Linked DNA regions of Mus musculus: region 2 is linked to region 1. A link is a loop called in an ENCODE intact Hi-C map of the cell type or tissue named here. Cell type or tissue: gastrocnemius. All regions are shown on one strand. Each heading gives the region's core, and the rest is flanking DNA. Links, peaks and the distances in the headings are about the cores only. Region 1 has its middle 8.2 kb from the start of Nmi. Region 2 holds the start of Tnfaip6 (tumor necrosis factor alpha induced protein 6).

Region 1 (12,784 bases), core at 1,869-9,868:
TACATGAAGACAAAACACAAACCCATTAAATAAAAATAAATCTAAAAATGTGTTTTTTAACAGCATGCTTGGGTGTTTTTGGGGGGTACATTCTTCAGCCACCCCCTTGCTTTTTTGATCTATGAAACAAGTATCTGCCCAACTTGTCAGACTCTGATTCTAGAATCACAAAAAGTCAACTTGGTTTTTAAACTAAAATAGTTGTAATTTTTGTCTTTGGACAAAAAATGAGTTATTTAGTAAATTTTTCATCCTGTCCTTATCCTTGTTTTGGAAGGAGATATATACTAGGAGGCATAAGAATGACCACAAAGATCTAATCTGATGTAGACTTAAGGAGAAGCTAAGGGATGGGTGGGGAGGAGACTTTGAGACACAACCATCCTTTGCTTTTGTCAGTGTTGGGACGAGGGGGACGGTGCCAGGTGCCACGGGAGCTTCTAGATGATCCCCTCCCATCTTTCCCTCCCACCAAAAAGTGGGAGTACAAGAAATACAGACATCAGTGGGCCACTGCATCTGGCTTTTTTATCTGGGCTCTGGGATGGATCTAAGTCGTCAAACATTTTTACCTGCTGTGGTGATTTGAATATGCTTGGCTCATGGGAAGTGCTACTATTAGGAGGTGTAGCCTTGTCAGAGGAAGCGTGTCACTGCGTAGGTAGGCTTTGACGGTTCCTAATGCTCATCAAGCTCTGCCCAGTGAAGAAGAGTCGTTCTCTTTCTGGCTGCCTTTGGATCAACATGTAGAGCTCTCAACTGCTCCTTTTCCAGCACCATGTCTGCCTGAACACTGCCATGCTTCCTACCATGATGATAATGGACTGAACCTCTGACACCGTAAGGCAGCCCCAACTAAATGTTGTCCTTTATAAGAGTTGCCTTGGTCATGGTGTCTCTTCACATAAATGAAACCCTAAGACATATAACTCATTTATAAACTATGTCTTTAGATGTGATTAGGGAATGCTACATGTTGGGTTTCCTTTTAGAGAGTTATAGTGTCCACTAACCTACTGAGAGTCTCAGGAGTACTGCAGGGGAAAATTAAGCACACGTTACAATTTTTTAACTTTAGCCTGGACATGGTGGTACACACCATTAATCCCAAGAATCAGAAGCCAACAGATCTCTGTGAGTTTGAGGACACCCTGGTCTAGTTAGCAAATTCTAGGCCAGCCGGGAATACAGTAACTAATACAGGGATACAGTGAATAATTATAAGAATAATTTTACTTTACTCAACCTGGAATTTGGCAGACTACTATAGTCAAACATTTCTTTTCAAGAAACAGGTATTAAAATCTTAGATAACTATTTATTTATTTATTTATTTATTTATTTATTTATTTATTTATTTTTGCAGTACTAGAGAGCAAACCTAGGTCTTTATATGTTCCAAACCATTTCTCTGCTACTGAGCTACAACCCCAGCCCCAAAACCTTGGGAAATTTCTGCTGGAGCATTTGAGTACTCCTTATCACATTCCACCAGATAATGTATATAAAGTGTCTGCCTCGTCCTCACTGAATACAACATCTGTAGCTTAGGTATCACAGGAAAATCTCACAAACATAGATGGATATTCTGTAACACCTCTGTCTCCCTCACCAAATAGAATGAACTCTCCCCACACAGTCCATAACTACAGAGAAGTGGGGAGCAGAGGGGGGCCTTTACAAAGTGTAATGTATGCTATACAGAGTTGAGAGAACAGGAAGAGTAGAAAACAAGGCAGAGAGGAGGGCAGGGCAGTTTCCATCACGGAAGTTGTAAAGAGCATATTGGTTCTCAGAAGTAGAGTTGGTGAACTGAGACAAGAAAATCAAGAGAAAAATCTCCAAAGCCTGTGCAATGGACAGATTGTCTGTATAACCTAAGATTCACATGTTAAAATTCTGACCCCTCCCCTCAAGTTGGCATTATTAAGGTTGTGGTCCTTGGCAGAGGATTAAATTAAGGAAATCGATATGAATAAGAAAGATTAGCACCCTTATAAAACAGGCCCCAAAGACTCTTGGCCCCTTTTACCATTTAAAGTAACATCTGTGAGTCAGGAAAAGCATTACTTATCTTCACTCCCTAACACTGAATCTTGTAGCACTTAGGTCTTCAGTTTCCAGCCTCCAACTTGATAAAGAATCAATTTCTATCGTTTATGAGGTCCACCAATGAGTGGTGTTCTGTTAGACCAAATGAGCTAAAGAATATGGAACATTTTAGAAAGCAACACAATTCCAAGGGGGTGCAAACCAAGAGACGGTAACTTGATCCCCATCATTTAATGCCCTTCCTTTCAGAAAAGACGAGCAGAGCCAAGAATAGTCACATGGTGACCCAATTTGTGGTTCATCCTTGGGGATTGTGGGCACTGAAACTCAGCTCTGTGCAAGACCCTGAGGGATACAAAGTAATCTTTGTATCAAGAGGTTATAGATCTCAATGTATAAATGGTATGAAAAATGCTTTACTCTATCAGATGGACAGAGCAACAGAGATAAATTCTTGCGTGCGCTGGTCTCAACCAGCAAGAACGACGCTGCAACAGGATCCTTCTGCACACGTTTATTGGGAGAGCTTGATTGCAGAGGCGAAAAGACCCCGAGCCCAGAACTGGTGCTGCTTATATAGGCCTAGGAGAGGCGTGTCTCACACCTGGATTGGTTATGCACTACGCCTCATTTGCATGTTCCTCATCTGATTGGCTACTCTCTCTCTCTGTACCTCACAGAGCCTCATTATCATACCTCATTTGCATGTCTCACATCTGATTGGTTATACTCTCAAAGCCTCATCATCATACCCGGGCCAGGCAGTGTCTTTGCAAAAAACTTTACTGCATATGTACACATTGGTTGTTTGTCCAAACTTATGTGTGGTGGCCAGCAGTAGTCAGTGCCACTCTGCAACGGCACATGTGAATTCCCACAATAAATATTGGTTTAAGTATCAATTTTAATGGCCAAAGTCTCCCTGACTCAGTGTTCTCATCTGGAAAATGGAGCTCAGGGAGCTGTATGTCAAAGGACATACACCCTGTCCATGGCGAGCCTCGATGACTGACAGCCATGACCAGATCATTCTTTTCATAAACATAATATTTGTATTGTTTTTGAAATTTTTATACATATATACACTGTATTGATCACAGTCCCCTCAACTCCTTCATCTAACTCCTCCCAAATACATCCTTCTCATTTTCATGTTCTCTCCCCTTTTTTTAATAGCCCACTGGTTTAAATGTCTTCTGCCTACATATTTATGGAATGGGACTACTCAATCTAGTGCAGGCAACCTACCAGGAGCCACCTCCTTAAAGAAAGCTGACTCTCTCTCTCCAGAAATCATTAACATCATACTACCCTTCTTAATCTCCCTCCCTACATCCTTTCAGACAGGGTCTCACTGTATAGCCTTGGCTGGTCTAGAACTCCACAAGGAGATTGGGGCTGGCCTGGAACTCACAGACAGCCACATGCCTCTGCCTCCTAGTTGCAGGGATTAAAGGTGTGCACTTCCACACATGGCCTTTTTCTTACTTTTTTTTTTTAAGTGTATGGGTATTTTGCCAGCATGCAAACATGGGTACCAAGTACATGCTTGGTGCCTGTGGTAGCCAGAAGAGGGAACTAGATTCATTAGAACTGGATGTATAGATGGTTGTATGCAGACATATGAGTGTTGGGAATTTAACCCAGGTCCTCTGGAAGAACAGCAAGTACTCTCAACTACACAGCCAACCCCATTGATTTGTCTTGCTTTTGTTGTTGTTTTGTTGTTGTTTGTTTGTTTGTTTGTTTGTTTTCTTTTAGAAGAAGTGTTATATAAATCAGGATGTCTTAAAACTCACATTATAGTCAAGGCTGGCCTTGAACTCCTGATCCACCTACTTCTCCCTCCCAAGAGCTGGGATCACGAGTCTTCGTCACCACACCTGGCTTCTTATTCTCCTTTCTCTCAATGTCTCCAGTATATCTCTGTTGTTCTGTCTCTCTTACCTAGAGGAGCACTGTCAAGGCAATGTGGGGTTTTGTTTCATTTGAATTAGCTGCAGTTACTGACACAGTGATTGCATCTTGTAAAAGTAACCTTTATTCACCTGATGTAATTGTCCTATTTGAGGCTTACTACCCCTGTCTGCTAATGTAGGCCTAGTTCTGGAAGCTTCTCGCCTCCATACTATCTTATCTAGGTCTAGGATGGTTTCAACCTCTGAGGCATAGTGCTGAATAAGTTCACCCTTTCTAGTTCTTTCTGAACTCAGGCTGACTGGTTCAATTCAGCTCTTCTGGCTTTTCAAAATTCCTCTGTAAGATGACTGGTTCAATCTGGCTTCTCTCAGCTTCTGACTGAATTGCTCTGCTTGCTCTCAAACTAACTTTTGATAATTTGCTCTAGTCCTCTGACTCCTTCTCACTCTCTGGCTCATTCTGTCTTCACCTGTGTCTAGCTTGTTCTTTCTCTGTAACCTCTCTCTGTACAACTGTCCCAATAAAACTGCTCTTGCTACCCCACCTACTCTCTTTCTCAAGTCACTTCTCTTTCCTCTTTGTCCTTGTGAGAGTTGAAAATATCCTATTTTGTTAAATCTTTCTCTGGTTCATCACTTTGCCTGCCACTCAATTAGATATCACTTTCAAACATGGGTGCTTTTTTTCTATAAACTAAGTTTACCTTCATAGTTTGAAATTAAAGGTATGTACTAAGGGCTATAGTCTAGCCAAAGGGATTTAAAGTATGTGCTAAGGCTGAACCACACCACAACTAGAACCAAGTTTTTTCAGCAAACAATACAATCTCAGAGTTCACAATGTGATCAAATATCCTGCAGAATCTACTACATTAGTGCCTGCTGTGTGGTGATTTATTTCTGTCTACCAATTGGATGCCACAGCATCAGTTGACTGATCTGAGCCTAATGTTAAAGCTCAATGTAAGATTTTATGTTGACTTCTGTGAGTAAATTTATGCAAGCAAATATAAAATAGCAATATCATAAAGTAAATCAAATGTAATGAAATAAATAAGGCCTAGTGAAATAATAATCATAAACTTAAAGAGTAACTAACAGGCTTCATCTTATTAAATCTTTCCTGGGTCATGGATATGCACCCATGATCAGTCAGAAGATTCTGTGCTGTTAAAGTGTATGCAGACTGTAAAGGGGAAAAACCGAGGCTTACCAACCTGAGACCCAAAGTAAACAGCAGGTAATACCCAATCTCATGTGATATCAAGTACGGTGGTGGTTTGAATGTGCTTGGCCCAGGAAATGGCAGTATTAGGATGTTTGGCCTTGTTGGAGAAAGTGTGTCACTGTGGGGAATGGGGGTTTAAAGAGCCTTCTAACTACATGGGAGCTAGCCTTCTCCTAGTAGCCTTCAGATGAAGATGTAGAATTCACAGCTCCTTCTGCACCATGCCTGCCTGGATGCTGCCATGCTCCCACCTTGATGATAATGGAATGAACTCCTGAACCTGTAAGCCAGCCCCAGTTAAATGTTGTCCTTGTCTGTTCACAGCAGTAAAACCCTAACTAAGACTGCTACTAAGCCTCATGTAGATGACCAAAATTCAGCTCAGCTGTAGAGCACTTCCCTAATACATGTAAAATTTGATCCCCCAAACCTGGGGAAACCACCTATAAAACAAAATCAAGAAAATCTGAAAATGTTGCCAAAGTCTCCTGCTCTGCTGAGCATGTCCCGTGCTCTGGGTTGGATGCACACATATAATCCTAGCACTTGACTAATAGAAGCAGGAGGAATAGAAATTGGAGGTCGTCTTCTTTTGCATAAAAAGCTCCAGACCAGCCTGAGCTAAGGGACACATTGTCTCCAAAAAACAGTGGGAAAATATAACGTATAAGGTTCTTCTTTTTTAACTACAAAAATCACACATGGAATATAATCAAGTAGAGCATGTAAATTAATCATTGCAGTTTCTCAATGAGCGGAGTTTGTTTTGTTTTGTTTTGTTTTGTTTTAAACTTGAATAAACATTGAAGGACTTGTTCTGCTGGACAATCTTCAGTTGTCCTTTTTTTTTTTTTTTCCTTCAGATTTTTGTCATTTCTCTTTGCCTACAGGGCTATATTCTAGAAATTGCCAAGAGACCATATTTGGATATGTGTTAGAGAAATGTTTCTAATTATTTTCCTGAGTATCACTTTCCTGTCTTGAACAGAACTTGCAAGAGATAGCAATGGTTTCGGAAAAGAAAGGCATTAATCAATTCAGTGTTAAAAATAAAACAGAAGAAATAGCTCAACGTTCTTTTAATCTAAGTTACATTTGCTTTCTAATTAATGTCAGTAAACTTTACATGTAAAGATACAGTTTTTTAGTAATTCATATTTTAGTATACTTAATTCTGCTTGTTTCCTTTCAAGTATGTGTCATGGTTTTAAGAAAAGAAAAAAAATGATATTTGTTTGCAAGAAGACATCTGCAGACCAACTCTTCTCAGACTTCAGCATCCAGACAACCATGGCAGACCTGCTAGAATATCTATGCAGATCCTATAGGTTTGAGCTGAAGAGTCTTCAGGTCTAAGGTTCCCAGATAGTGTGAACGGTGCTGGATTTTTTATTTCCCTCAGCTTAACCAGGCTGTGTCTCGCTGAAGCAAAGAATCAGAGGAAATGGGAAGAATGTGTTTGAAGCCTGCCTCGATTTGGCCCGAAACCCCAGGGCTTTCTTCCTGTCGGCCAGCCTGGTTGGCGGTGGATCCATCAGTGGGAAGGGGGCTATTTCTCGGAGCCTACGATGCCCTTTTCCTGAGGGAAGAACAGCGTCGGTCCTGGTTTCCTGTGGCCTCAGGACTGGCTCCTTGCCTGCATTTTTGAGCGACATTGTGGCTACTCTGAGCCAGAAAGGAAGGAATAAACCAAGGGGGTGAATGGTTTACAATGACGGAAGAGTGGAAAGAGGAAGTAGGGAGAAGCCAGGGGGAAGAAGAACAAGACTAATGTATCTTGGAACTTAAAAGGAATATTCTTTTCTCTTTAATTAATTATTCATTTCCATTGATTCTGAGCAGCTTGCCCTAGTGTGCAGTGTAACAAGATAAAATGATCTCACACACAGGGCACATTTTAATAACATGATATCTGCACAGGGCAGTTTGATGATGTTTGATATTATAAAACCAGTGTTAATTTATCCCCCTTAGGACTGAAACTCCTCCAGGGAAATTATAAATAAAAACAAACTTCATCCCCTAAGAAAATAAAACACAGAAGTATCCTTCCAGATTTTATCTCTTGCTGACTTTGTAAACTGAAAGGGAAACACTGTTGCCTTCGGGGACGTTTGACCCCCACTGTTCTTCAATCTTCTGCTAAGAGCTTGGATTCTGATGCCAGCACTCAGAGTTGAGCGGGTAAGCAAACACACCAGGAAGTTAGCTTGTGACAGAAACTACGTCACCTTAGAATGCCAGGAGAACTCCGTGACTCGCTGCTCCGACCTCGGTGGCTTGGTGGCTTTGTGACCTTGGAGACATGCAGTGGAAGTGGCACCTCCTAAGGGCCCAGCAAACCTAAGTGCACTGCTCGTTATACCTCCTCGCACCTTTCTAAGTGCACTGCTCCTTATACTTCCTCGCACCTTTCTAAGTGCACTGCTCGTTATACTTCCTCGCACCTTTCTGAAAGTCAGTTTTTCAGAGTCCTCAACCAGGAGGGTGTTAATCTTACACTGCTTTGACAAAATGCCTCAGAAAATCAACTCCGAGAGGGGTGTAAGCCTGACATGGTGCCTGGTGGATCCTGAGGCAGTTCATGGTCGCCTGATCACATTACTTTCTGGACTGCTGCAAGTCAGAACTTCAAGGTAGAGAGAGCACACAGCAAAGGTGACCACTTCCTCAAAGCCAATACTCACAGAGATGAAGGGTCCTGGGTCAACGTCTTCTTCAAAGTACACCTCCAGTGACTTAACTTCCTAACATAAGGCTTAATTTCTTATAGGTTCCATATCTCCCCCCATGGAACTACTGGCTGAAAACCTGGGTTTTCAGTGGCACTTCCAAACTAAAGCAAAATAATAATAATAATAATAATAATAATAATAATAATGTTATTATTATTATAAATTATGTTCACCTAAATAATATAGGGTATTGTGGAGATTTTTTAATTTTTTTAATTTATTTTTGTGTGTTTGTGTATGTGTGTGTGTGTGTGTGTGTGTGTGTGTGTGTGTGTGTGTGTGTGTGTAAATGCAAGTGTGTGCCATGGCACTGGTGTGGAAGTCAGAGAATAACTATTAGGAATGAAGTCTTTCTTTCAACGGAGGTTCTGGGGACTGAATGTGGTTACCCAGCTTTGCAAGGCAAGATCTTTTAGCCACAGAGTCATCTTGTGGGCTCTGTTTTGTGAGGATTAAGTAAGCTAACATGCTTAGTCTCGGCTAAGCAGCGCTTGGCTGGTGTGTGCAGAGCACTAAATCTGAGTCCCAGTAAGACACAGAACGCTAGCGGCCCTTTTAACGGTACAGAACCTGAGCCTAGCATTACGATGGTTTTCCAGGTTTAAGCTAGGATTGGAAGAGTTGAAATGGGTAAGTGTTGTACAGGAGGTACAGGAGAAAATAACTAGATGACTTAATGAAGTTTGGGTCTTGAGTCAGCTCCCCTGGTGTGCACTGTAGTTGTGCAATGTGGATAGGCAAAGCTACTGGGCTGCCAAGACTTAACTTGGTTAGCTGCTGGTCTTAAATTCAGTAAATCAAATTAAAAAGCCTGAGATCTCTCTCTCTCTCTCTCTCTCTCTCTCTCTCTCTCTCTCTCTGTAATTGGATTAGATATATTTTTTTCCATCTGATCAATACATCCTGCCTGACACCTTGAAGTCACCCAGCACAGCACAGTGCTATTTCCCTGCTTCCACTCAGCCTCTGCATGCATGACCACTGACCAAATCTGCCCTCCTTCAGAAGCAATGTGACCTGACAGCCCAGTGTTCTTAAGAGAGCAACTGAGAAATGCCATTCGGTGCCATTTTATTCCCAATGTCATGGGCAGTGGCCTTCCTCCCCACACCCTTACACTGAAATCCAAGGCTGGTTGCTTTGTTGCCACAGAGCTTCGCATGGTGGCCAGTTTACATCGGGCACCCCTTTTCCTTTCATCCTGCTCACCTTGGAAGATTATCCTTCTAAAGTTTCTGCTTTTATCATGTTATTCCACTTACAGATGGCAGCCAATATATAACGTCCAAACATGGAGTGTTCAGTATGCTCTTTCCTGGTCCCAAGAACCTCTGTCACCATGATCGGCTGCCTAAACATGCCTTTCTGGTTGTAGCATCCATCACTTCCTTCCTGTGAACCCAACAGAGATAGCTACGGTCTTAGTCAGGGTTTCTATTCCTGCACAAAACATCATGACCAAGAAGCAAGTTGGGGAGGAAAGGGTTTATTCAGCTTACTCTTCCACATTGCTGTTCATCACCAAAGGAAGTCAGGACAGGAACTCACACAGGGCAGGAACTTGGAAGCAGGAGCTAATGCAGAGGTCATGGAGGGGTGTTGCTAACTGGATTGCTTCCCCTGGCTTGCTCAGCTTGCTTTCTTATAGAATCCAGCCCAGGGAATAAACCATTTCCTCCCCAACTTGCTTCTTGGTCTGATGTTTTATGCAGGAATATAAACCCTGACTAAGTCAGCTACCCAGCTCCAGAACAAACAAAGCCCCTTGTCCTTCCCACCTTGTTAGAGGCCCCACTTCTGCCCTTCCTATATATACTTCAGCAAATGCTCAGACAATCAAGCTTTCAACGAACACCCATCGCATTCTTATTTATAGTGGTGTTGCCCCAGCATCATGCCAGACCCTCTGAGTGGTGCTATCTAGCCAGGCATGGTGTCTCATGCCTGTAATCCCTCTAAGCAGGAAGAGGCAGGAGAATTTTTATGAGTTTGAAGCCCTCTTGTGCTACATAGTGAGTTGCAGCCTACGTACAAAATGGCTTCAGCCAGCAAGCTAGAGAATGGCCTGCCTCAGAGAACCCTTTCTGGACACTGGGCATGTTCCCATGGCAAATAACACACGTCCATGCTGGGCTTCACTCACTCCCTACTCTAAGCATTTTGTGTTTCTTTCTTGGTTTTGGAGGGTGGTAATAGTGGTGAGATCTCATTCTGTAATCCAGTCTGACCTGAAACTCACCATGTAGCCCATGCTCCCCTCAAACTTGTGGTGATCCTCCTGCTTCAGCCTCCTAATGCTGGGATTAGACGGGTGAGCTGCTAGATCCAGCTCATATCGTTTATCTTTTAACAAATTGAGTAAATAATTAGAAACTACGGATATCCCAGTTACGTCATCTTGAATCACTGAGAAGAGGCACCGGTCACATCGAGTACTGCTGAGGCAAAGACACCAGACTCAGCAACTTCTGGAGGAAAGGGCTTGTTATGACTTGTTATAGTTCAAGGATATATCCTCTCTCTCTGAAGGAGAGTCAGGGTGGCGAAGCATGACGGCAGGAGCCGGTGGTGGCTGGCTACTGCGTGCCAATGTCAGGAAACAGGGAGATGAGAGTGGGCAATCTGCTCACTTTTTCCTTTTTATTCAACTCAGGACCACAGACCATAGGGTGGTGCTGTTCATTTTCAGGGTGAGTTTTCCATGCTGAATGGAACCTGACACACCCTCACAGACACACCCAGCCATATGCTGCCATGGCCACTCTAAATTCAAGTAGACAGTGAAGATCACCTATGGCAGAAGGCAAAACTGTGGCATTCTTGAATCTCTGATGTGAGCTATGCATTCTCTTCCTAGTAAAAGCCACAAATCCACAAAACTGCCTGAAACGTCTTTATCTCTGTGCCAACCATAGACGTTTGGAACCTAAGCTAAGAACTGGAGCTTGAGTAATGTTTTACAGCACTAAAACACTTAGTACAAGCTGATGTTAATGTTAGCTTGGCTGCAGTAAGGGAGACACTGTAGAAGAACTTGTTCTTGTTCACCCCTTGGAGCACTGCGTCTAAGTAAGTGGCCTTACCGTGGAGACAGAAAAGCAGAATCTAGGCCCTGGCCATGGCCACTACCTCTCCTAAAGTGTCATGCTGCTATCTTACGGCTGCATCTCAGTAACTCTCTCCTGCTCTACTCACAGATGCTAAACGACAAACACCAGTAATGACCGGGAGCCAGACCGTCTTCTCCTGGTTGACTTAACTCACAGGTACCACACACCAAAGTGCAGAGTGAGTCACAGCTAACAGGGAGGATTTATTAAACGGCAGCAACAATTTGCTCTCAGACAGGAGGAGTTTCATCAGAGAAGACAGCCTTACTATGTAAACTAACGTTGTAGACATGATACCTCAAACAGTGAGATCATCACCACCAGAGTTTGTGGCATCGATTCACACTGAGTTACTCGGATGAGTCAAAGAAACAGGATTTCCATTCGCAGAGGCTCTCAAAAAGGCTTCTTTGTAATTGACTCTGTTCTGGAAGAAAGAAGAGAGCTTATTTACAGGGAAATCTCTCTTCCGTGGTGCAAACATGAAAGAATAGAAAAACGACACTTTCTCAGATTGCATTCCGGTTGCCTTCACTACTTGAGAAAATGGTTTATATGTTTTTAATCTTTGGATTGGCTTCCATGGTTTGAAACTTCTTGGATCCTGCTGCTATGATGAAAATGTTATTAAGGAGAACTCGAGAAGAAAACAACAAAAAAAAAATTAGCTCAGTGTGTACTTATGAAGATTACAGCCCATCTACGATTTGTTGGCTACAAATCAAAGTATTACAAAAAAAAAAAAAAAAAAGTCACTGTTTTCCAGAAAATCACCAAAGAGATTGCATCAGTCTGCTGACACATGAGGGAGAGTGTATGTGACTGGGGGCTATGACTCAGAGACAATCCCATTTTATCTACTATGGCAATAGTGATAATGTACCAAAGTGTCTGACCCAAGTGTCTGGAAGGGAGAAGGTCCGCTCTACGTCATTCCAAATGTTGCAGTATCGGTCCTTACACATGGACACATTTACACAGTAAAAATACTGTGACAGGTCAGGGTGGGCTCAGGTACAACAGGGAAGGAAGAGAGCGAAGAGAAGCATCTCCCCTGGTTCTCCTCCGCAGTTAATTGACAGTGTATCCTCAGAAGCAAGGTGTTGGCCCTAGGAGATGGGTGGGGACAGGTACCATGCAAAGGAGCGTGGGGCAAAGTCTCTTGCCCACCTTTGGCTGCTTCTTACTTTGCAGCCACAGCTGCATGGGAGTAAAAAACACAGCATCCTCAGAGCATCTGTCTTGGTTGCTGCACACAGAATGTAAGTGCTGTCAAGCCCCCTAATCAGGCACTTACATCTTCTTCCTCCATCAAACACCATCTGGGAAACATGGATGGAGTGTTACTATAGCAACTTCAGTTGACATTACTCCTCACAGACATGACCTACAAATACCTTTGGAATAAAATAACCGGAGCTTACTTATAAATAGCCTTAACTTTACTCTTTACCCGTCTGACCCCAACTCTATCCCTAAAATGCCTTACTTCTTGGGAGAATAGAAGATCTATCTACAAATCACAAGTCTCTAAGACCTGTAGGCTGCCAGATGATAAAACTTTAAGATGCTGAACAACTTTTAAGTGGTTCAACAGTAACTAACCCAGACCCCAGAAGTCTGGCTCCTTGAAAGAACTATTGGCCATACAATGATGAACCAGACAAATTCAGTTCATTGAATGATTCTGTCACTTGCTAGAGACTTATTTGGTGTTTATTGTATTTCAGAGAAGTAACC
Region 2 (12,784 bases), core at 3,163-11,162, 57 kb after region 1:
TTTTTCTCCCCCCGCCCCTTTGCTTTCTAGAGATAGGTTTTCTCTGTGTAGACCTGGCTCTGTAGACTATGTTGGCCTCAAATTCACAGAGATCTGCCTGCCTCTGCCTCCCATGTAGTGGGAGGAGTAGCTGGAGTTATAAGAGCTTGTGAGTTACCCAGTGTAGATGCTGGAAAAGAACTCGGGTCCTTTGCAAAAATAGGAAGTGCTCCTAGCCTCTGAGCCATGTCTGCAGCCCTTGCATTTCTTTTTGTTTTGTTTTGTTTCTTTCAAAACAGAGTTTCTCTGTGTAGCCCTGGCTGTCCTGGAACTCACTCTGTAGACCAGGCTGGCCTTAAACTCAGGAGTCCACCTGCCTCTGCCTCCCAAGTACTGAGATTAAAGGCATGAGCCACCACCGCCCTGCTGCATTTCTTTAACTTGGTTCTATTCTACCCATGGGAATTCCTCTGAATCACACTCAAGAGAATGGTTTGTACTTACTCCTATGCCACGCCCATGGGTGGAGCCTCCCGTCCTGCCCTCAGTGCTAAGGGTATCCTCTACTGACACTTTGTAATTCACTGGAATCCACTTCCTTCCTACTCTTTGAAGATTATACAAAATGTAATCGATAAAAGATTTATGCTTTAGTTTTCAAACTATGTCTAAGAACTGTATTTCTCATAATATATTGCTATATAAATCTAGTCTTTTAAAGGCACATTCAGACATGAGTCTTTTAAATTTTATTTCCTTTTCCTTTTTTTTTTTTTCTCGTTTCCCCTTTGTCTAGATCCATGTGGCAATCCTCTGTCCCTTTCCACTGATGATGTGGGCTCTGATTTTTGTTTTGTTTTGTTTTCAGGGAATAAGTTCTCACTCTCTAAAACAAGCCACAAAGACCCCACTGCCTCTGCCTCTGCCTCTGCCTCTGCCTCTGCCTCTGCCTCTGCCTCTGCCTCTGCCTCTGCCTCTGCCTCTGCCTCTGCCTCTGCCTCTGCCTCTGCCTCTGCCTCTGCCTCTGCCTCTGCCTCTGCCTCTGCCTCTGCCTCTGCCTCTGCCTCTGCCTCTGCCTCTGCCTCTGCCTCTGCCTCTGCCTCTGCCTCTGCCTCTGCCTCTGCCTCTGCCTCTGCCTCTGCCTCTGCCTCTGCCTCTGCCTCTGCCTCTGCCTCTGCCTCTGCCTCTGCCTCTGCCTCTGCCTCTGCCTCTGCCTCTGCCTCTGCCTCTGCCTCTGCCTCTGCCTCTGCCTCTGCCTCTGCCTCTGCCTCTGCCTCTGCCTCTGCCTCTGCCTCTGCCTCTGCCTCTGCCTCTGCCTCTGCCTCTGCCTCTGCCTCTGCCTCTGCCTCTGCCTCTGCCTCTCCAGTGTTGGCGCTAAAGGTGTGCACTACCATACCCAGAGTCAGCTCTGATTCTGAGGGTGTGCTCACTTCTGTTTAGGAAGAAAAGGTGAACTAGGATGCAATCGCTGAGGAAACTAATACGATCTAGAATCACAGAAGAGCAAGCCAGAAGATTATCTAGTGTAGAGTAATTGAAGTGGTAGACACACGCTAACAGAAGTCACCATTCTCTGAGCTGCGATCCTGGACTACAGACACAAGATGATTGGTCAGCTGCCTCAAGCCTCCGCCACCATGACTGTATGATCCTGGAACTATATTCAAAGGAAACTCTTCCTTTCTTCCTTCCTTCCTTCCCTCCCCTCCCCTCCCTCCCTCCCTCCCTCCCTCCCTCCCTCCTTCCTTCCTTCCTCCCTTCGGTGCTTCTGTCACATCTGTTGTGACAGTACCAAGTCTGGAAGTACCATTCACAATGCCCCGCCCCTTTTCACACCTTCCTTTTTCATAGCTTCCTTTTGATATGCTACCTGTGTCCCAATTTCCCCTTTGTGTCACGACATCGACCTTCTACAATCAGGGCTTCCCTTGAGACTAATATGACATGACTTAATACTATTTTCAAAGAGATTAGATCCTGGGGTGCTGGGGCTCGCTGTGGAGTGTGGGTATAGCATGAACTGCTGCCTCAAGCTCCTGCCGCTGTGGCTTCCCCACCCTGATGGACTGACTCCTTGAACTATGAGCCCAAACAAGTGCTTCTCCCTTATGTTTCTTTGTCAGGGCATTTACCACAGCAACAGAGAAGTATGGGACTCCCTCCCATATTGAGATAGGGTCTCTCTATGTAGCCCTGGCTGTCCTGAAACTCACTCTGTAGACCAGGCGGGTCTCGAACTCATGAGATCTGCCTGTCTCTGCCTCCTGAGGACTGGGACTAAAAACAAGTACTGCCAAGCCTGGCTGCTGCTGCTGCTGCTGCTGCTGCTGCTGCTGCTGCTGCTGCTGCTGCTGCTGCTGCTGCTGCTGCTGTTGCTGCTGCTGCTGCCTCTCCTTCTCCTTCTCCTTCTCCTTCTCCTCCTTCTCCTTCTCCTTCTCCTTCTCCTTCTCCTTCTCCTTCTCCTTCTCCTTCTCCTTCTCCTCCTCCTCCTCCTCCTCCTCCTCCTCCTTCTCCTTCTCCTTCTCCTTCCCCTTCTCCTTCTCCTTCTCCTCTTCCTTCTCCTCCTTCTTCTTTTGTAGTCATAGTCTTATGTAGCCTAGACTGGTCTTGAACTTGTTGCATAGCCAAAGATAACCTGAAAACCTTGATGGCTCTTGAGACTCCAGCTTCTGCTTCCCAAGTGAAGAGAAGCAAGGTTGTTAAATACTGTTCAGAGGTAAGAGAGGTCTTATAGGCAAGCACTACCATACATATCGTGCTGCAATGGGATTTTTGTATGCAGAGGATGCAGTTGGGCATGAGGGAGCCATGGAGATGTTGACCTGTTAGTTAAGACTACATAGTGCTCATGACACACTGCCCCGCTGAGAGTGCCCATGTGGAAAAAGGATTCAAAATACCTCCTTCTCACTTTCTGCTGAATGTCTGGATTCTGCTTTAACTTTATCTATCTATCTATCTATCTATCTATCTATCTATCTATCTATCTACTTTCTCCTTCAAATATTTTACAAGAGTGATAGCTTTGGGCCACGGTATCAGCTCAGATTCTGAGTACTTACCTGTGTGTGCTCCTCACTCCCCTCTAGGACAATGGTTCTACACCTGTGGGTCATGACCATCGGAAAAACACATATTTCCGATGGTCTTAGGAATGAGATGCTGCTCAGTAGCAAAATTATAATCATGAAATAGAAACAAAAAAAATAATAATAATTATGGTTGGGGTTCCTAAGGCCATTGGAAATGCGTTTTCTGGTGGTTGCAACCCACAGGTTGAGAACTGCCACTCTAGGCTTTCAAGTATCCAGTGGCTATGTGGGCTTACGAGTGAGAGTCATATAGAAAAGAAGCCAGAAGACAGCTTCCTATACAAAAGGCAGCCTGGCTGGGTTTCCAGCCAGTAATGGCAGATGCAAAAGGATTTAACTGGTAATGTCTCTTGGCCTTGAGAGGACGTTTTATGTTATATTTCGGAGTCTGAGTAGTATGTCTCAGGAACTGGGTATTTCTTAGGCAGTTTCCATATTAAGTGGGTTGGCAACATTCCTCTACTCCCTTCCCAATTATCCACCTACAGCTTCTCCATATATAACCCTATTCATCATTTCTTCCATGAAGGAATTGAGCACATTCTCAAAGCCAGAGCCCACATCCTTACGCATTGCTTGTTTGGTTGCTTGCGACAGTGTCTGGCCACAGTGTTCATGCTTGCCTGGGGCTTGGCATCCCTCTGCCTCTTACCTTCCAAATACTGGGATTATATGTTACCATCATGGCAGACTTAGTCCTTGTTTCCTATTCCCTCAAGGGTAGAAGAGGAACAGGGTGGTCAAATATTGTTCAGAGGTAAGAGAAATATTTATGTTCTGTATGGCTATTATGAGGGGGAGGCAAGAAATCAGCTAAGATTACATTAATCCATCAGAGCACTGCATGAAGTTTTTCCACGTTAAAATGACTCGAACCCTCTGTCCTTGGAGCATCTTTAAAATGCAGAGCGCCCTGGAGGGTATGAGTTGCTATTTACTTGCAGATGCTTTTCTGAGAGGAATTTTGGTAAGTGGGGAGAAGAGATATTTGAGAGAGATGCTAAAATGACAGGACCAAAGAAAGTGACGGTGATGGGGGAGGCTGTGACACTCCTGCAGCAGTGCAGAAGTCAGACTGCATTTGCTCCTTAAGCCACAAACTAAAAATACTCCTGTGATTACACTTTCCAGAGACAACTACCTACTCATCCAATACTCACAGACCGTGCCTTGGTTTTCCATAGCCTCTCCCACGTGGGCACCAAATTTACACTCAAACTAATTAGTGAGCTTCCCCCTCCCCCACTCTCATCTGCTATGTCACAAAGTCAAACATTTCAAATTCTGGTAACTATGGGTGTAGCTTGATAAGAGTCCAGTAAATTCTTTACCCCATACCCTTTTGAAAAAAGAAGAGACCAGGATAAGCCTGTGATGTTCACTAAAAAGATGTCTCCATAACCAGACACGGTGGTGTATGCTTTTAATCCTAGCACTCTGGAGGCAGATGCAGGCAGATCACTGAGTTCAAGGCCAGCCTGGTCTACAGAGTGAGTTTCATGACAGTCAAGGATACAAAGATACCCTGTCACAAACAAAAACAAACAATGGAAGGAAGGAAGGAAGGAAGGAAGGAAGGAAGGAAGGAAGGAAGGAGGGAGGGAGGGAGGAAGGAAGGAAGGGGAGAGAGTAGAGAAGCTGGAGCTACAGAGACGGCTCAGTGGTTAAGACCACTTACTGCTCTTACAGAGGACCCAGGTTTAGTTCCCAGCACCAAGATGGCCCACAACCATATGCCATCCAAGTTCCAGGGAATTTGATGCTCTCTTCTGACTTCTTTAGGCACTTCATGCACATTATGCATGGGCATTCATGAGGCAACACACACACAAAATCTAAAAATATGTTTTAAAATAGGAATAGAGACGCTAAGTAGCAAAGACTGAGCAGCAAGAAAAAGGAAAGCTACATAAAGTGCCTATCAACCAACATCAGGAAATGCCTCTATAACAGTGTGATGTGAGCAGACACATCACCTAAGCGTCTTGCATTTTTGTGGGGAAGGGGAATTTGGGGGGCTGGAAGGCATGCTGACCTTCCCAGATCATCTCATACTTTGATCATTTTCGAACAAGTTCAATGGATCTAGGAAAGTTGGGCCATACTTGCATTAACTTCATCATCATCTACCTGTCACCAGAATGTTTGACTGGTGCCTTCTTTCCGCAACTTGTGAGCGATGGCAAAAGAACTCAGGAGAAGCACCAGCATGTATACAATAGGCAGAACTCACTACCAAGTACAGCACACCCTTGAGGGTGCGAGGGAGCCCGCTGTGGTGGCACAGATGCCCCGGTGGCACACACCTTTAATCTCAGCACTCAGGAGGCAGAGATAGAGGCAGAGGCAGGTTGACCTCTGGGAGTTCGAGCCCAACTTTATCTATATAGCCAAGTTCTAGGACAACCGGGGCTACATAGACGGAGATCCTATCGCCAAGAAAACAACAACAACAAAAGAAATAGTACACAATAGCCAAAAGGTTCAGAGATACTACTACCACAATCCGCATGGGGCTTTTGTTTTGTTTTGTTTTGTTTGCTTTTTGGCTTTTTTTTTTTTAACAGATGTTTTTTCTGAGAGGCTTTGTGGTGTTCAAATGATTGATGAGCCTGTTTGTGTGGATTCTGACAGGAAAGAGGATGGTATGGTATATCTTTGTGTCTGCCTGGTACTGATGATTGGACCTAGGATCTTACACATGTTATAGGCATGCTCTACCGCTGAGCTGTCTCCCCCCTCCCCCTCCCCGTACCCCTCCCCCTCTCCCTCTCCCACAGTCGGTCTCCTTTTCTTATTCTGAGACAGTCTCATTAAGTTGCCCAGAGTGACAGGCATGAGGACAGGCTGAGTGGGTGGGCACATAAGCATCTCTGGAAAGAGACCGTTTTGTAGGTCAGGCCTGCTGCAATTACAGTCCCGTACCATTGGGCCTGGCTGGTCTGTATCAGACAAGCCTCTTGCTACATAGTAATCTTGCTACATAGTAATCTTAAATTTCCTAGAGTCAGGCTTAGTTACCCATTAATGACTGACTTTCTAGGCAGTTCAGGATGCCATGTCTACCCCCAGAACCAGAAATATGACCGAAATCCTATTCTTCTGACCAGTAGTGAAGAGCTCCCGCCTATTTTCATGCAGGCTATGACTGTAAGGAGTCTAGCCATCCCACCCCCCACCCCCCACCCCGCAGGAGTCCTTCAAACCTGCTAGTATCTAACTACTTAAAATACGCCTTGTGTTAACATAGCGAAATATTTAGATAGTCCAAGAATGTCCTAAGACTCTCAAACTGGGTTCCTTTTCTCAAAACTGGTGTATTTACGGGGGGGGGGGGTCCTGTCTTGCTGGGTTTGCCAAGCTACATACACCTTTGTACCTTTGTTATAAATCTTCACAGACTTATTTGGCAATGTATAGCAAAAACTAAAGCGATACTATCACACTCAAGACCACGAAGATTAGGGTCAAGTCACAGACTCCCAAATTAACAATTCAAACAGGACCTTCAGGATTTCTCAGAGAATTCCGCTGGAGTTCGGCTTTTTTTTTTTTTTTTTTTTTACCGCTTCTTAATCTGCAACAAACGCCACAAACTTTCTAACTGAAAAGTGCTGGTGACTGACAGAAATAAACGAACTTGTTTCTGAGAAAGAGACTTTAAAACGTAGATGCTCATCCCCCGCCCTCCGTTCTGGTTGCCAATGCAAATGAGTCAGAGGGCTTGCTTCAGACACTGAACTAATTGTGTAACTCCGCAACGGAAAGTGCCATTGGAGAATACATGCTGACCTCACAGCCGAAAAAAACTATTTAAAAGATGTGGAAACCAGATGTTTCAGCCGCATTCCAGCCGCTGCTCTGAGAATTTCGTGTGGGCAGCCCCGACATTGTAACCGGCTCTGCAACCGAAGAGATGGTCGTCCTCCTTTGCTTATGCGTCTTGCTGTGGGAAGAGGCTCACGGATGGGGATTCAAGAACGGGATCTTTCATAACTCCATATGGCTTGGTAAGAAACTTCACTCGCGAGCTTCATGTTGGGAATATCGATCCATTGACATCATAGAGGACTGAATGGAAGGAGTGAAATTTTCTAGTGTGTTCAAAGCTGGTGTTTTCACAGAAAATACTTTAGAGAGACAGTGACTGGCATGCCATTAAACAAAGAAAGTTTTCTTTTAAAATTGAAGGCTATCCTTTTATACAATATATTGTTCAACAACAACAAAAAAGAGGTTAAGATGTGCTAACATTGTAAAAATATATTTCAAGATTTCAAAGCAGATATGGTCGCTGACTGGTGGGTATTTCTTTATGGAACTAAAACACTACTATAACGTTTTTGTTTTGTTTTCCCACTGCACTGGCAGTAAGGTTTTAGGTGAGATGATGCAGGCTGACCTGCAGCATCTCTGAGCTCTGTGGACTCTGAGCTACAGGGTACAGCTTAACTTTTCTGTCTTTCAACTGTTCTAACAAGGCTCGAGTGTGGCTGGTGCAGGAAAGAAGATGAAAATGCTTTGTCCTTTTTAGTACGTTCATCAGGTTTGGCTCTTTCTGTCATGGGAGTACGTTCCTAGACCTTTGGTTAAATGGGGAAAGTTCTTTTTGCTGTTTTTGTTAAGTGTAAGGAATGACTTGGGCTAAACGCTGAAGATGAACAAAAGACCAGCAAATGAATATTAACACAGAAAACTCAGAATTCCCATTATAGCACTCAGAACAACACTTGAATCCTTATCATTTAAGTTGGATGCTACATTTTGTTCATTATTGTATTTAGTAGAGAATTTTTTTGATTGCTTGTTGGAGGGATCATCTTATTCTTGTGCAGAATAAACAAAACAAACAAACAAACAAACAAAAAACAGACAAAGCAAAATCAACCTAGATCTTGGTTTTTTGCTTGCTAGGCAACACATGGCTGTAGACTATTTTTCCCTCTCAGCAGTATTCTCTGTGGTAGAAACTGCAGCCATGAGGATCTCATTAGCTGGATTTGAAATGCACAGCCCTGCCGCCTCTTTTTCCAACTTGAGCCGAAACTAGTCGCAGTGTGACCATTTGGTCAAGATGGGCTCTGAAATTTGGTAGACGTGTACATGCAATCCAACTGAGGTAATACAGACACATTCGTCAGAAATGGGGAAACACCATAAAGCTGGTAGGAATTGAAGTCATGTGGGGAGATCTTGAAAGGCTGTCAAATTCTCCTGGGTTGGGGTGATTTGAAGTCATTGTTTTTGTAATGTTTTGAATGTGTATGCTACAGAACTGTAAACCTGAGTAAAAAGCAGTTCTGCCCTGAAGGTGGAGTGAAGCGAGCCCAGCCTTTGTGAGGAGCACAGCACAGAGGCTTGAGACCCTGTCAAATGCTTCAATCTGGGACGAATTACTGACTAGTCAGCCCAGCACAAATTGGTTACAGTTGGTTGGGTCAATATAATATTAGAAACTGTTCAGGGAGAAAAGAGAGCTGGGTTCAAAGGGAAGGATCTGGTAACAACTGTGAAGAACAGGACGTTTGAACTCTGTGACTTCTAATTTCTTTAACGGCAACTCACCAAGAAAGGAACAGACTCACGAGAAATCAGTCAATGTGGGTCTCGAAACTGAACACTGAAGACAGAGATCAATTATTTTCTGTCTTCCTCCTGGATCTGCAAAAGGCATACTATAAGGTCCTGATAGGTGGCTACTGCTATCATTGTTCCCATTTTCTAGATGAAGAAACTGAGGCTCAAGTAGTGATGTCTGCAAGGTTACTTAACTCCTCCCCCCCCAAAAAAAAAGCAGCACAAGGCAGAGCCTACAGTCCACTGTTGTCATTTCCAAAAACAAAAACAAACAAAAAAAAACCCTTTTTTCAGTTTTAAAAATTAAATAGCAGAAGAGAAAAATGAATAAAATAGTTTTAGACACATGTATCTTTTAAAAGTTAGAGTTTTGTTGTATTAAGTTTTGTCATGATAGCAGAAAATTCTAAATCTATAAATATTTTTTTAAATAACAGATAATACTTTAAAATAATAATGGTCCTGATTTTGTACTTCTAGTTCTTGGCAGTTTCAGGCTGGCCTGGAATACACAGAAAAAAACTTGCCTCAAAATAAATTAACATTCAAAGTTAAAAAATACATACATAAAAGGCTTTGTTTATAATTATCTGGGCAGAATCAAGTATGCCAGTGCATGTCTTTAATGCCAGTACTTAAGAGGCAGATGGAGCTCTGTGAGTTCAAGGCCAACCTGGTCTACATAGTGTGTTCCAGGTCAGCCAGAGCTAGAAAATGACATTGTCTCAAAAAAGCAAACAGTCGCCAGGTAGTGTTTGGCGCATGCCTTTAATCTCAGCACTCGGAAGGCACAAGGCAGGTGGATTTCTGAGTTCGAGGCCAGCCTGGTCTACAGAGTAAGTTCCAGGACAGCCAGGGCTATACAGAGAAACCCTGTCTCAGGAAAACAAAACAAAACAAAACAAAACAAAACAAAACAAAACAAAAGAGCAAACAATCAAAACAATTTCATATAGACCTGTTCCTGAGGAAGAAGTTCTGCAATCACCAAGACTCCAGAGGCTGAGGGAGGACAATAGAGAGTTCACGGTAAGCATAGGCTACATAGTGAGACCTCATCATAAATTATTTCACTAACTGTACTAATTAAATAGTCAAATATCGAGAATTCTATATGTTTGCTCTTTTGGCAAAATAGAATAGAAACATTTAACAAACTGAAATTATAGCCCCTGAAGTCTGTGACTTCTGTTAGTATCATATTACCGAGACACACGCCACCAGTTTCCAACAGTTTTACTTGCCTGCTTGTTTTTAAATTACTGGTAAGACAGTTTGAAATTATTTTCTAAAACTCTTTGTTGACCTCTCCCCAGAAATGTATTTCAAGTTTGGAGTAAAATATTAAGAAAAACAGTTTGAAGAAGAGTTGTCATCCATTGAAATAATTTGTGCAATTTTTTGTATAGAATTTTTTTTACTCTAAATTCTTGAAATATGGATAGATTTCAACTTTTTAAATTAGCAACAATGTTCATAATAAATAATCAAATTAAGCATGCATCCTTTTTCTTTAGCAAAAGGCATAGTGTCTCAGATAAAAATACTTAGTTCAGTGTGGTGGCATGCATCTTTTAATTTCCTGTGCACTGGTGTTTTGTCTGTGTGTATGTCTGTGTGAGGGTGTTGGATCCTTTGGAACTGGAGTTACAGACAGTTGTGAGCTGACATGTGGGTGCTGGGAATCTCCTCGTTCTCTGAAAGAGCAGCCAGTGTTCTTAACTGCTGAGCTATCTCTCCAAGCCCCAGTGGCACATTTTAATTTTCCTACTTAAAGGGCTGACACAGGAGAATCACAAGTTCTAGGCCAGCCTGGGCTATATACCAAGACCCTATGAGGAAGAAAGAAAGAAAGAAAGAAAGAAAGAAAGAAAGAAAGAAAGAAAGAAAGAAAGAAGGAAGGAAGGAAGGAAGGAAGGAAGGAAGGAAGGAAGGAAGGAAGGAAGGAAGGAAGGAAGGAAGGAAGGAAGAAAGAAAGAAAGAAAGAAAGAAAGAAAGAAAGAAAGAAAGAAAGAAAGAAAGAAAGAAAGAAAGAAAGAAAGAAAGAAAGAAAGACAGGGCTGGAGAGATGGCTTTAGTTAAAGCATTGGTTGATCTTTCAGAGGATGGGTATTCCTCTGAAAATCCTCCTGGCAGGGTTACAATCACCTGTAACTCTAATCCCAGCAGATTCAATACAGTCTTCCGGACTCCTTAAGCACTAGACACACATGTGGTACCCAGACAAACATGCAGAGAAAAAAGCAAAACACGCATACACATATATTTAAAAATTAACTTAAAAAAGGTAACTATACTTTAGTTACCTGCTCATGCATGTCTAAATTCTTTGAGGGGACAGCAGGGTCTGGTCCACAATACCTAGGACATTTCATCAAGTTTCAGGCTTCAGTGAGTGAGGAAATTAATGACCGTGTAGAGGCTTTGCCTCATGAAGGAACCTGGACCACGAGTCATTTACAAGGCGGAAATGATCTCCACTGGTGATGAGCTGATGTTGCTAGCATGTTCTGGTCCATAAGCATGGAATGTAAGCTCAGTTGGTAGAGCTTGTCTAACATGCATAAAAAATCTGCTCAGGTTCCCCAGTACCTAATAAAACTAAGTGTTATGCCTGTGACCCCAGCTCTCAGGAGTTAAGGCAAGCATCACAGAGCTCAAGGACTTGCTCAGCTACAAAGCCAGTTAGGGGCCAGCCTGGCACAGGAGACCCTGCTTCAAAATAAGCGAGTGAATAAAAATAGTCAATTGACTGTTGTCTTCTCTAAGCAATGGGCTTTTACCATCTAATTTAGGAAAGCTGGATCCTTGGAGTCTAGAAAAGCATGAAACACAGCCAGCACCATTTCCCGTCACGCTGTGGCAGAGTCGGCATTAGTTTGAGGAAAAGAAAAGAAAAAAAAAATATGAGTTGAATCAGGACATGTTTCTGGATCTGTGTCTTATGTGCTGAGGCATTCAAGAATTCCCTGGAAACATCTCCACAGTGGCCAACGGGACAGATCAGTATACAAATAGGAATAGGAAGCTGGACCACTGGGTGGCTCTATCAGCACTATTGGAGATAAACTCGTGACCATCATCGGGGAGCCTCTTCACATTGTTTCTATGGAGACATCACTGCAGTCCCCAAACAGTTCACTGAAACAGTGACCCACTGGAAGGCAGGGTGTGTGTGACTTGCCGTCGCCTAAACTATGCTGGGAACAACACATGAACAAACAAGTCAGGGAAAGAGGTTAGAAGGGAGCCAGGGTTTCTCTCAGGCATGTTCAAATCTCTTTCCTTAGTGCTCTACTTGCTCGCTGAGGACTCTGTCAGATTTTCCCACAGTGTTTAAGTTTTTTTACTAAATCTTCAGCTATATCATCTTAATCATATAGTCACGTCCTCCCTCTTTGTGAGCTTCCATTTTCACGGGCTTATTTTACCTTCTAAACTTCCTTCATCTACTATGGTCCTATCCAAGCAGGGTTTCTTTATGTAGCCCTGACTATCCTGGAGCTAGCTCTGTAGACCAGGCTGGCCTTGAACTCACCCCCCTCCCCCCCCAAAAATCTTCCTAAAGCCAAAGGAATACCAAGACTGTATTACTTGTGGTTAGTCTAGAAATACAATACGATGCTGTATTTAAAACTTTCTTTCATGCTATCAGAAACTATTTAAACTCCAGTCTTTACGTGTCCAACCTATATCCCCCTAAAATTCTCCCTCATTCTTTCCCCAACCCCCACAAAGCTTTCTAACAATAAAAACTTAACTACCGTGGCAGCTGACCTAGAAATTTCTTTGCCAAGAACATTTATCTGATGTAATCCTCCCGCTGGGGCAAAATTTCCTTTGTTCCACAAGAATGGATAATAGTGCATTGATGAGGTTCTATAATCCACAGAACAAGCAGCGGGCGTATACCACAGAGAAGCTCGGGCTGGCAGATACAAGCTCACCTACGCCGAAGCCAAGGCCGTATGTGAATTTGAAGGTGGTCGTCTCGCAACCTACAAGCAGCTAGAGGCAGCCAGAAAAATTGGTAACTGATTTGATAATAGTTTTTCTTCTTATTCACTCTAGAGGACTTGGAGGGGGGAAATCCCCCATTTCCATAACTCTTATTAAAATTTTTCTCTCAAGCCCTT

What was found. A loop is a pair of places that touch in the nucleus more often than their neighbours do. Peaks named below come from ENCODE experiments on the same cell type or tissue, not always from the same donor. Only the 100,000 strongest peaks of a DNase experiment are listed, where the experiment ranks them.
Region 2: it touches region 1 in a loop (2.9-fold over the local background); 3 of 42 quality-filtered maps call a loop at or near these places.

What each region holds. Positions count from the first base shown.
Region 1 is chr2:51,975,029-51,987,812 of GRCm38, forward strand. No RefSeq gene overlaps it. Among named protein-coding and RNA genes, the nearest start is that of Nmi, 8.2 kb to the left of the region's middle. In gastrocnemius, for the core only: no CTCF peak of the experiment used is centred there; a DNase peak (open chromatin) is centred at 6,775; H3K4me3 peaks cover 1,019 bases; H3K27ac peaks cover 1,065 bases.
Region 2 is chr2:52,031,189-52,043,972 of GRCm38, forward strand. It overlaps Tnfaip6 (tumor necrosis factor alpha induced protein 6), which reads left to right and starts at 6,925. Exons shown (of 6, transcript NM_009398.2): 1 at 6,925-7,081; 2 at 12,541-12,678. The coding sequence starts at 6,988. In gastrocnemius, for the core only: no CTCF peak of the experiment used is centred there; a DNase peak (open chromatin) is centred at 6,874; H3K4me3 peaks cover 2,360 bases; H3K27ac peaks cover 1,905 bases.